3 separate regions of the Homo sapiens genome follow, and all the other regions are linked to region 1. Evidence: chromatin contacts called from ENCODE Hi-C data. All regions are on one chromosome and are shown on one strand. Each heading gives the region's core, a stretch centred on a gene start or an enhancer-like site at or near the end of the contact. The rest is flanking DNA. Distances are from core to core; before and after follow the strand shown.

Region 1 (2,959 bases), core at 295-2,794:
GTTCTAATTTTGGCCCAACAAATAGTTTGTTTTCCTTAACAATGTGGCAGGAGATGAAGACTCTAATTACCTAGGAATTGCAGTAGCATATGACACTTTCTTCTTGGTCCTGGAAGTCCAGGTTAATTCATTCATTTACTTAAATATCTGTGAAGGACCCACAAGGCAATAGGAACTGGGGATACAGTAGGCTCTATTTTTATGGAACTTATATTCCAATTGGGAAAGCAGCAAATACATACATCAAATGGTTTGGGCAGGGTTGAGAAAAAATAAAGCAGGGCAATAAGTCAAAAAGTGAAGAAAAGAAGGCAGGAAGAAGAGTAGTGGTGGTACGTTACATAGGGTAGTCAGGGACAAGTCTCTCTGGTAAGGCACTGGATCAGAGGCTGGTGAGGGAGAGACATGCCAAGCATTTGAAAACTATTCTAGGCAGCGGAGCCAACAAATGAAGAAACCATGGTGTGGGAGCATGTTTAAGGTGTTAAACACAAGCATACCGGTATGGCATGATTACAGTTAGTGGTTTGTGAGGGGCATATTGGCCTATGACAGACAACCTGGCCCAAATCATACAGCCTAAGGATTTTGGATATTATATACTGAGATGAGAAGCCACTGGATCATCTCAAACAGACAGCGGGCATAATTAGAAATACGTTATAAAAGAATAGCTCTGTCTGTTTTTTGGGTATCAGCTGGTACAAAGGAGCAATAACTGGGCAGTAGGAAGTCAGGGATTACCTGCAATTCCTTGTAACCTAATAAGCTGGTGCCAAGAATGATGGTAAAGAGGAGCAACAGACACAGCATGGTTGAAAGCCTCAAAAACACATCCTTCCTTCCTTTTATTATCAAGCGTCTCTGAGAGACATAGTTATCAAACACTACCAGTTTTTAATCGACCTTAACCACCAAACTCTTCTTTCATTCACTATTATTTAGTCTCTAAAACACGCACACATCTACCGCACAAAAAGTCAAGTACACCCCCTTCTTCCTCTTACCTCTTTTAACCTTTTGCTTCTTACACCCTATGAGACCCATTCTTCTCCTGTTTTCAAGTACCCTCTTCCTTTCACCCTTTGCTACTGTAAGTTTCTCGGTAGCTGCAGGTGTTTCACCCATTTTATTATAATTAATAATGGTGACCCTGAAAATACCTAGTAAAAGAATGTGGAAACTCAAAATTACAGTTGACAGCGTTACTTCTCTGAACACGACTTCCCCAAGCCTCCTCACTAAGCCAAAGTCGCCCCTCTGAAGTGGTGCCAAGATAAAACCCAGGTGGCTAGCAGCAAATGAAGTCGCAAGCGCTGCTTGACACGAACTCAGCCCCGCCTTTCCTCCCAGACACCAAAGCTCAGCCCTACCACATTACCTTCACTATCAGAAGTGTCTGTGGCCTCGTCTTCCAGCACCGACGCTACGGCTCCAGTTACCATTTTCATCTTCTTCTTTGGGGTCTTTTTCAGGTTTTCTTCCTCACTCACACGTGAGTCCGGAGCGGCGGCTGCCATTTTTCTGCGCCGGAAGCGTCACCTGACAGTTGCGTCCGGTGGCAACCAGAGGAACTTCTGCATTTAGTGCCGGTAACACAAGGTTCCGGGGCGGGGTCGTCTAGCCCAGAGTTCCGGGGCCGGAGCCTCAGAATGTGACTTGGAGAGAGCTCTGAATGGCTCGGTGTGTTTACGCGAAGTCCGTTCCAGGACGAAAATCAGCGGCTGAATGGCCTCAGCCGACTCCTCCGCTAGCTCGCCTGTGCCCTGGTCCTCCGCCCCAGTGCGTCCCCAGCCCGTCCCCAGCCCAGCGCGGTCCACTTTGATTTCCTAGCCTCGGCGGCTTCCCTTGTCTGCTGCCTTAATGTTGGTTTAGTGTCCTCCTCAGGTGTCTCTTACGTGCCCACTGAACGCCGCAGCAGCTAGGACGCGGGACAGATCCACTGGGGGCCGATAATTAGAATACGATCGTATCATCCCCCCGCCCAAGATAACACGCGAGACCTTTCTTGCAAACCGAATAGACTCACCTTCTTTCCCTGGGGCGGGTGTTGAATCCAACCGCACCCTTCTCCCTCGGACCCGGCTGGGGCCTGGAGGGTTTCTGGCGCCCGACTGCGCAGTGCAGACCGAGGGTGCGAATACCTTGCTATCCGCGCGAGGATCCTGCCTCCCACCCGGGGCTAGCTTTTCTCTGAAGTTAGCCTCTGTCACCAGCTCCTAGTTCCATCGAAGCACCTACCACAGTCGGCCTTCATTTTCCCCCCTAAAATGTTGGCTTCTCGCAGGAGGGGAACGTATTTCATTTACCATGTCCCCTCAAGGTTAGCAACAGAAGTTGGCCTGAAGTGAATTTTCCAAAAATATTTTTGGAAGGGATGAATGAATCAATGAATGAGTGACAGAATATAACTATTGACAAAGTTAATGACTCAGATGGATAATGCAGCAAACCTTTACTGGCTAGACTTGTTCTAAAGGCTTTCCCCAAACTTAGCGTTTTCCCTTTCCCCTCTTAAGGAGGTTCATAGATTGTGATACCCATAAGTCAAAAACAAAAACAAGAATCCTCATTTTGACATATTCCAGTAGATGTTTATGTAGGAAATAAATATATATTCACATCCTAAAAACTCAATACAACATTTTTAAACTTGGTTTTTAATTTTTTTGTCTTTTAAGAGAGAGAGGGTCTAGCCGGGTGCGGTGGCTCACACCTGTAATCCCAGCACTTTGGGAGGCTGAGATAAGTGGATCGCTTGAGTCCAGGAGTTTGAGAACAGCCTGGCCAACATGGTGAAACCCCATCTCTACTAAAAATACACAAATTAGCCAAACGCAGTGACGAGTGCCTGTAGTCCCAGTTACTCGGGAGGCTGAAGCAGGAGAATCGCTTGAACCTTGGAGGCGGAGGTTGCAGTGAGCGGAGATCGCGACTCTGCACTCCAGCCTCGGCGACA
Region 2 (2,959 bases), core at 1-2,500, 2.5 Mb before region 1:
ACAGAGAGAAAGAGAGAGAGAGAGAAGAAAGTGCCCAGGGAGTTAAACAACTTGAGGGCTGCAAAGAGCCTTTAAAGTCCCTTGGTAGAACCTGTTAACTTTCAGATCAGAAAATCATGCTCAGGGAGGTTAAGGCCAAGCTCACGATGATTTAAAGGCCACTCTGCTCTCCAGGCACATCCGCAACTCCTGCCAGTTACGACTTTGCTCCCCTGGAAAACCCTAGCCCAGTGGTTCCCACCCCTGGCTACACACTAGAAACCCCAGGGGAGCTTCAAAAGCTCCCTCTGCCCAAGCTGCACCTGAGATGGAGGCACCAGTGTTGTTTAAGGCTGTCCGCTGGCCCGATGTGCAGCCAGAGGGGGACCCACCGGCCCAGGCAGATCTCACTGCAGGTCTCCTGTTAATCCGCCTTCCGCTGGCCGCCCTAGCTGCGGGCTTTCCAGGGGTGTCTCGCTTACTCACTGGGTGTAGTGATAAGAAAGCTGTGTGAGGCTGTGCGGAAGGAACCTCGCAGAAGCATCTCCTCCTTCTCCTTGATGAGAAAGAGGCGAAAGTCCTGTAGTCCTTGGCTGCGCCATCTTTCACTCCCTCTTGCCCAACCCCTAAAAGCCCCTCTGGAAAATATTACAAATGACTCAGTTGTAATCAAAAAAGCAAATGTAGAAGGAGATCTCCTTAAGTAAAGGAGTTCTGTTGGCAAATTCTTCAGAAATGTGAATGTATTCCTACTCCATCCACTCCTGATGCCTATCCTCCTGTTTTAATCACTGGAGCTTTTCCTAATCAAGGCAAATCCATCCAAGACTCTTGCTGGAGTCCCCTAAAAATATACGCATGTCAGAAGCTCCCCAGATGAGGACATGGAACTTTTACCTTGAAAGGCATGCCACAAACGCCTGCAGGGAGGGGACACCTGCATTCCCCAGGCCCCTGCTTGGTTCTTTTCATTACGAAAGAAAAATGACTTTCAGATGCTTTCAGCTTGCTTCTAACAGAGATAATGAACATGAAATTCAGGCTAATCTTCCTTATGCCAAAGCTGATACCTGTTCTTCTTCTCCATTTTTTACTGAGCACAATTGTCCTGCTTCTTTCAGAGGGCAGCCCCTGACACCCATGACCCCCCAGCCCATCCACAGTGACTGGGGCCCTATACAGGTTTGCCAAATGACCTGAAAATGGCTTTAACAAGGTGGCAGAGTTGTGTAGTTGGCTGATATTCAGGGACTTTTGACGGCCAGCCACAGTGCAAGTCCTCACTTGGCCACACGCTGGCTATGCGACCTCGAGAGCAAGTTACTCAACTTCTCTGAGTCTCAGTTTCCTTATCTGAAAAACAAGGATCAAAACACTACCCGCCTCAATGGCTATCAGACATTTTCAGCCATGACCCACAGTGAAAACCACATTTTACACTGTTTCCTAATACTCTCCCATGTGTACACATAAGAGAGTTTTGCAAGACAATTCTTAACCCTTCTACATATAGTTTACTCTGATATCTTTTATTCCACCCTATACTTTCCTGTACTTCTTTTAAAAGTGTTAGTCAGGACTCACTACACTGATATTAGAACCCAATAATGGGTTGTGACCCACAGTCTGGAAAGGGAACTAGAATTAGATAATGCATGTAAAGGGTTTGGCACGGTGCCTGTAACGTAGTAAGTGTTCAATAGCAGTGAGTCGTGATTCTTGCTGCTATTTTTGTATATTGTTATCATTACCGCTACTTCAAGAAATCCCTGAAGCCTGGTAGAGACTGCTGTTCTTACACCAGAAAACGGACTTGTTATCTCAAATCCTAACCCACCCAAACTCAGTTTCTGGGGACTGAAAAGTCTAGTGATCATGATTTACAAAAACTGTGTTTCTCAACAGCTGGAAAGGATAGGACTGGGAGGACCCAATCCACACAGCCAGTAAGCAGTGAGGCTCAGAGTCCAACCACAGCTGTTCAGCTTCAAAATCTCCCTCTCTGGAAGTTTCCTGGAGAAACACTTCCTGAGTGAAAGATAACATACCAAGAGTTTTCTGCAAGCTTCTCCACAATTCTTTCATAATGTGGAGTGAGGACTGATACAAACAAGTTATTCCATTAAAAATATCAAGTTTATCTCATCAGGACAGTGAGCAAAGATCAGTAAACACTGACCCCACAATGGCCAACTACAGAGATAGGAAGCATTGGTCAATTTCATTATTTCTAAACTTCATTTTGCTGCATTCCCGGAACTCAAGCACACCACACTGACCCAAGGAAGCAGCCTTTTAAAAATCGTTTAATATTCTGAGCTACACGGACAAAGTACAAAGTACTTTAGGCCACAGACAGTAAATGTTACACAATACATTCTCCTATTACTCTGTGTTTTTGCAATAAATGATGGCCTGAATTTCATGCTGAGGTTTGCTAATTTTTAATGATTAATTGGCCTATTGAATATTCATTTTACATTAATATTTAAGAGAGTCCTACTCATTGAAAGAGTTACAGTTTTGTGATGGTACCAGGTAAACAGATTAATGCATTAGGCCTTTAACTACTGGGCTTCCTAATTTAAGGAAGAATAAATCAGCAACATTAGCGTCATTTAATAAGAAGGATTTTTTTTTAATGTGCGTGGCCAGAGGATTGTTCGAGAAAAATCAGTGTTCTACCTGATTTGCTACTTCTGTAAGCCCATCATAGCACAGGAATAAAATGACAAATGGACTTGGGAGCACAAATTCATTTAACAGTTTATTTTTTTTCACTTTTAATTAATTAATTTTTTTTTTTTTGTAGAGGTGGGGTTTCACCATGTTGCCCAAGGCTGGTCTCGAACTCCTGGACTCACACAACCTGCCCGCCTTGGCCTCCCAAAGTTCTAGGACATGCCTAGCCTTTTTTTTTTTTTTTGTACTTTTATTTTCAGTTTATTATTTAAAAAAAAAAAGAAGAAGAAGAAGAGAC
Region 3 (2,959 bases), core at 1-2,500, 2.5 Mb before region 1:
GTAATCTCAGCTACTTGGGAGGCTGAGGCAGGAGAATTGCTTGAACTTGGGAGATGGAGGTTGCAGTGAGCTGAGATAGTGCCACTGCACTCCAGCCTGAGCTACGAAGTGAGATTCTGTCTCAAAAAAAAAAAAAAAAAAAAAGAAGAAGGCATCTTAATCCTAAGTATGAAATGTCTATGTGTCAGGCCCAAAAGTCCCAAAGTTCCAGGCTGTGAACAACTCTGCCTATGGGAGAAGGGGGGACACTATTCCCTTAATGGCAAGTATCACCTCTGCCCCAGAGTCCCCATGCCACTTGCTCATCCTTCATCAAAGTGTATCAGGCCTCCAGGGCACCCCCAGGATTGGAGAAATGTGAGGAACAAGGCCCAGCAAGGCCTAAGCCAATGTCCTTGAACAACACTTGGTTTCTTTCTTGCTGCTTTCTAGTGCCAATAGCTTTATTTTTCTACTTTGGTATACTAGGATAGAATCACAAACTTTAGAGCTAAGGAGACTTGGAGATACAGGTCAGACCCCCTCCTGTTACAGAGGAGGAATCTCTCGTCTAGGGAAGGGCAAGGGATTGCCCCTACCTACTTTACCAAAAATAAACCTGGCATGAACTTGGCCTTCCCAGATAAACGACCAACGGCCCAACAGTCAGCCCAGAAACTCAGGTGGCAAACCTCTATAGTCCTTCCCAGATAGATCGGGCCCCACCTGCCCCCCCGCTCCTCATCCCAGGCAGGCTCCGCGCTGCCCCGCGCCCGCGCTGTGCTGTACCTGTCCCGCAGGTTGCCGCTGCGCAGCCCCATGGCCGTGCACTCAGCCTCGCTCACCGGCACCCCTTTGCAGGATTTCACCGGGTAGATCCAGAGCTTCGCCACGGTGCCCACCTGCTGCAGCCGCCGGCGCCGCCTGGGCCATGCGCGGCGCCAGGCGACAGTCCCCAGGGCCACGGCGGCCAGTCCTAGCGCGGCGACCCCGAGCCACCTGGGCCAGGGCCGGGCTGGGAGGCCGAGGCGGGCCAGCGCGGAGGAGCTGGAAGCGCCCATGGCAGAGCGAGGGCGGGCGCGGACCGGCGCACAGACCCGGCAGCGACCGGAGACCGGGAGGACGAGGAGGCCCTTAAGGATCCGGGCAGGCGAGAGGAGTCAAAGTTGACCCAACTACGGACCCTCTCACACTTTCACCGCCGAGACGGCAGAGCAGTTCCGCGGAGAGCGGGAATGCCTTAATGCGGTGACCAAGCCTGCGCGGTAATGGAGGAAGACAGGCAGACAGCGGCGGGGGTACCCTGGGCGCCGTGGGAGCGACGCCGCCCAAAGCAAGCGAGCTAATGGGGCGGCCTCTGGGGTGGTCAGTGTCTCCTCCCTCTTCCCCGCCCCTACAACACGACAGTTACCCATGCAACATGACCTTCAGCGCCAGCACTCTGCCACCCCCTTCTCTGCTAATACTGCACGCTTAGTCGCTCGACAAGATCACCGCAGAACGTGAAGGCGGGTTGCCCAACGGAGGATTTACAAACATTTGGGAACGACTTTTTCTGGCAGGTCGCTGTGAGAACTGCAGGACTTTCTGCACACAAAGACACAGTCTAAACCTCTGCACTCAAAGACGAGGAACTCTAGCGTGGCTTATAGGAGCATGACTCAAGGTCCCCCACCCTCCGCTGCCGCCTAACCTCGACCCCAGTAAAATGTCTTCCCGAGAAAGCTCAAGGCAGCCAGGAGAATTCCCCGTTTATTCTAGCCAACACCCGATGGTAAAGCCCCTGACCTCCCTTTTTTAGGATATTTTCTTAAAAGGGCTTACAACTGTGAATCCTTTCTCTGTTGCTTTGAGATGTATATGTATCGCCTACACCTCAGAAGTGTCTTTCTCAAGGACCTGAAAGCCATTGCTCTGAAATGCAGTCATGGGGAGGATAGGCCTCTGTCCCCCAGTCTCTGTGGGAGGATAGAATCCCAGCTTCATAACGGCCAGCTCCAGGCACAGCTGCCCGTCATTAATACTGACCGCCCCTTCATGATTTTTCACTTGATCCCCTGCTAGCTTCCCGGCCCTATTCTCTCCTTCACCCTTTAAAACGCCCATTCTGCTATGCACAAATGAGAATGATCAGCTTTTTCTCCTACTGTAAGTAGTTACTGAGTAAAATCTGTTTTCATGGTTTAACTAATGTCTGGCTTTGTTGATCTTTAACACCTCCATTCAAGCAAGCTATTGGGTTAACAGTGGATTTTCTCAGACAAATTAAGGTTTGAAGTCTTTCAAGTTTTTTGTTGTTGTTCTGTTTTTCAAAAGTTTGTCCCTTAAACTGTGGCACAGTTCTAGGAAAGTTTAAGGAGGCCAACCAGTGGGCCACCCCCCAAATCTGGGCTGGCCACCTCCAGAGAAAGGGGCCCGTTCTGGAGTGTGGGAAGAGACTCCGGGAAGGATGGAGAACCAGAGGAGCCAGGTTCCCTTTGGCTGTTCCTTGTGAAAAGTGAAAGACAAAACAGGGCCTGAATCTCTCCCCACCCAGGAAAAAACCTCAGGCCAGCAGAATTAGTCCCTCAATCCCCATACATTTACATCATGCTTGGCAGCTGCGACTTATGGATTTGTTTTTTAAGCATGGTGTGGTGAATGTGATGTGTGTACACTTGTAGCTGACCCCCTTTGCCTCTCCCAACTCCTGAGGAGGGTCAGAGTCCTCCCTGCCCACAAGCCTGCTGTCAGAGTGAGGGGCTTACAAAGCCATCGCCTCGCTATACGTGAGCTCCCAGACAGGGCAAATGTCTTATTGATTAATCATCTCTTTCTTTCACCACATAGATATTGATCATTCACCAGGCTTCGTCCTAGATTGGCACTGGGGATTTAAAGTTTAGAAGAAGCTGCCCTTCCATCCAGTTCACTGACTCCCCAGAAGACTGACACCTCCCCTGCAAGTCTAGAGGATAATGTCAGAGGAGAAGCAAGGTCA

The links. A loop is a pair of places that touch in the nucleus more often than their neighbours do. Pooled maps may share reads with other maps.
Region 2: a loop to region 1 is called in a pooled map, with 2.5 times the contacts of the local background. The contact joins the enhancer-like site here to the promoter of RRP15 in region 1. A Hi-C loop is called at or near these places in 1 of 168 maps with a recorded cell type or tissue (Caco-2) and 2 of 50 pooled maps.
Region 3: a pooled map shows a loop between it and region 1 (4-fold over the local background). The contact joins the promoter of MTARC2 here to the promoter of RRP15 in region 1. A Hi-C loop is called at or near these places in 1 of 168 maps with a recorded cell type or tissue (Caco-2) and 6 of 50 pooled maps.

What each region holds. Positions count from the first base shown.
Region 1 is chr1:218,283,878-218,286,836 of GRCh38, reverse strand. It overlaps RRP15 (ribosomal RNA processing 15 homolog), which reads right to left and starts at 1,544. Exons shown (of 5, transcript NM_016052.4): 1 at 1,382-1,544. The coding sequence starts at 1,520. RefSeq lists enhancers at 1,287-1,566, 2,097-2,166.
Region 2 is chr1:220,766,807-220,769,765 of GRCh38, reverse strand. All of the region lies in intron 4 of MTARC2 (mitochondrial amidoxime reducing component 2), which reads right to left. Among named protein-coding and RNA genes, the nearest start is that of MTARC1, 19 kb to the left of the region's middle. RefSeq lists an enhancer at 345-639. Within about 2 kb of position 1,250, at least 10 of the 41 ENCODE cell types and tissues checked have a DNase peak (open chromatin) inside an H3K27ac peak, as active enhancers do.
Region 3 is chr1:220,746,613-220,749,571 of GRCh38, reverse strand. It overlaps MTARC2 (mitochondrial amidoxime reducing component 2), which reads right to left and starts at 1,250. Exons shown (of 8, transcript NM_017898.5): 1 at 769-1,250. The coding sequence starts at 1,040. LOC124904516 (a long non-coding RNA gene) reads left to right here and starts at 757. Exons shown (of 2, transcript XR_007066884.1): 1 at 757-1,753; 2 at 2,809-2,959.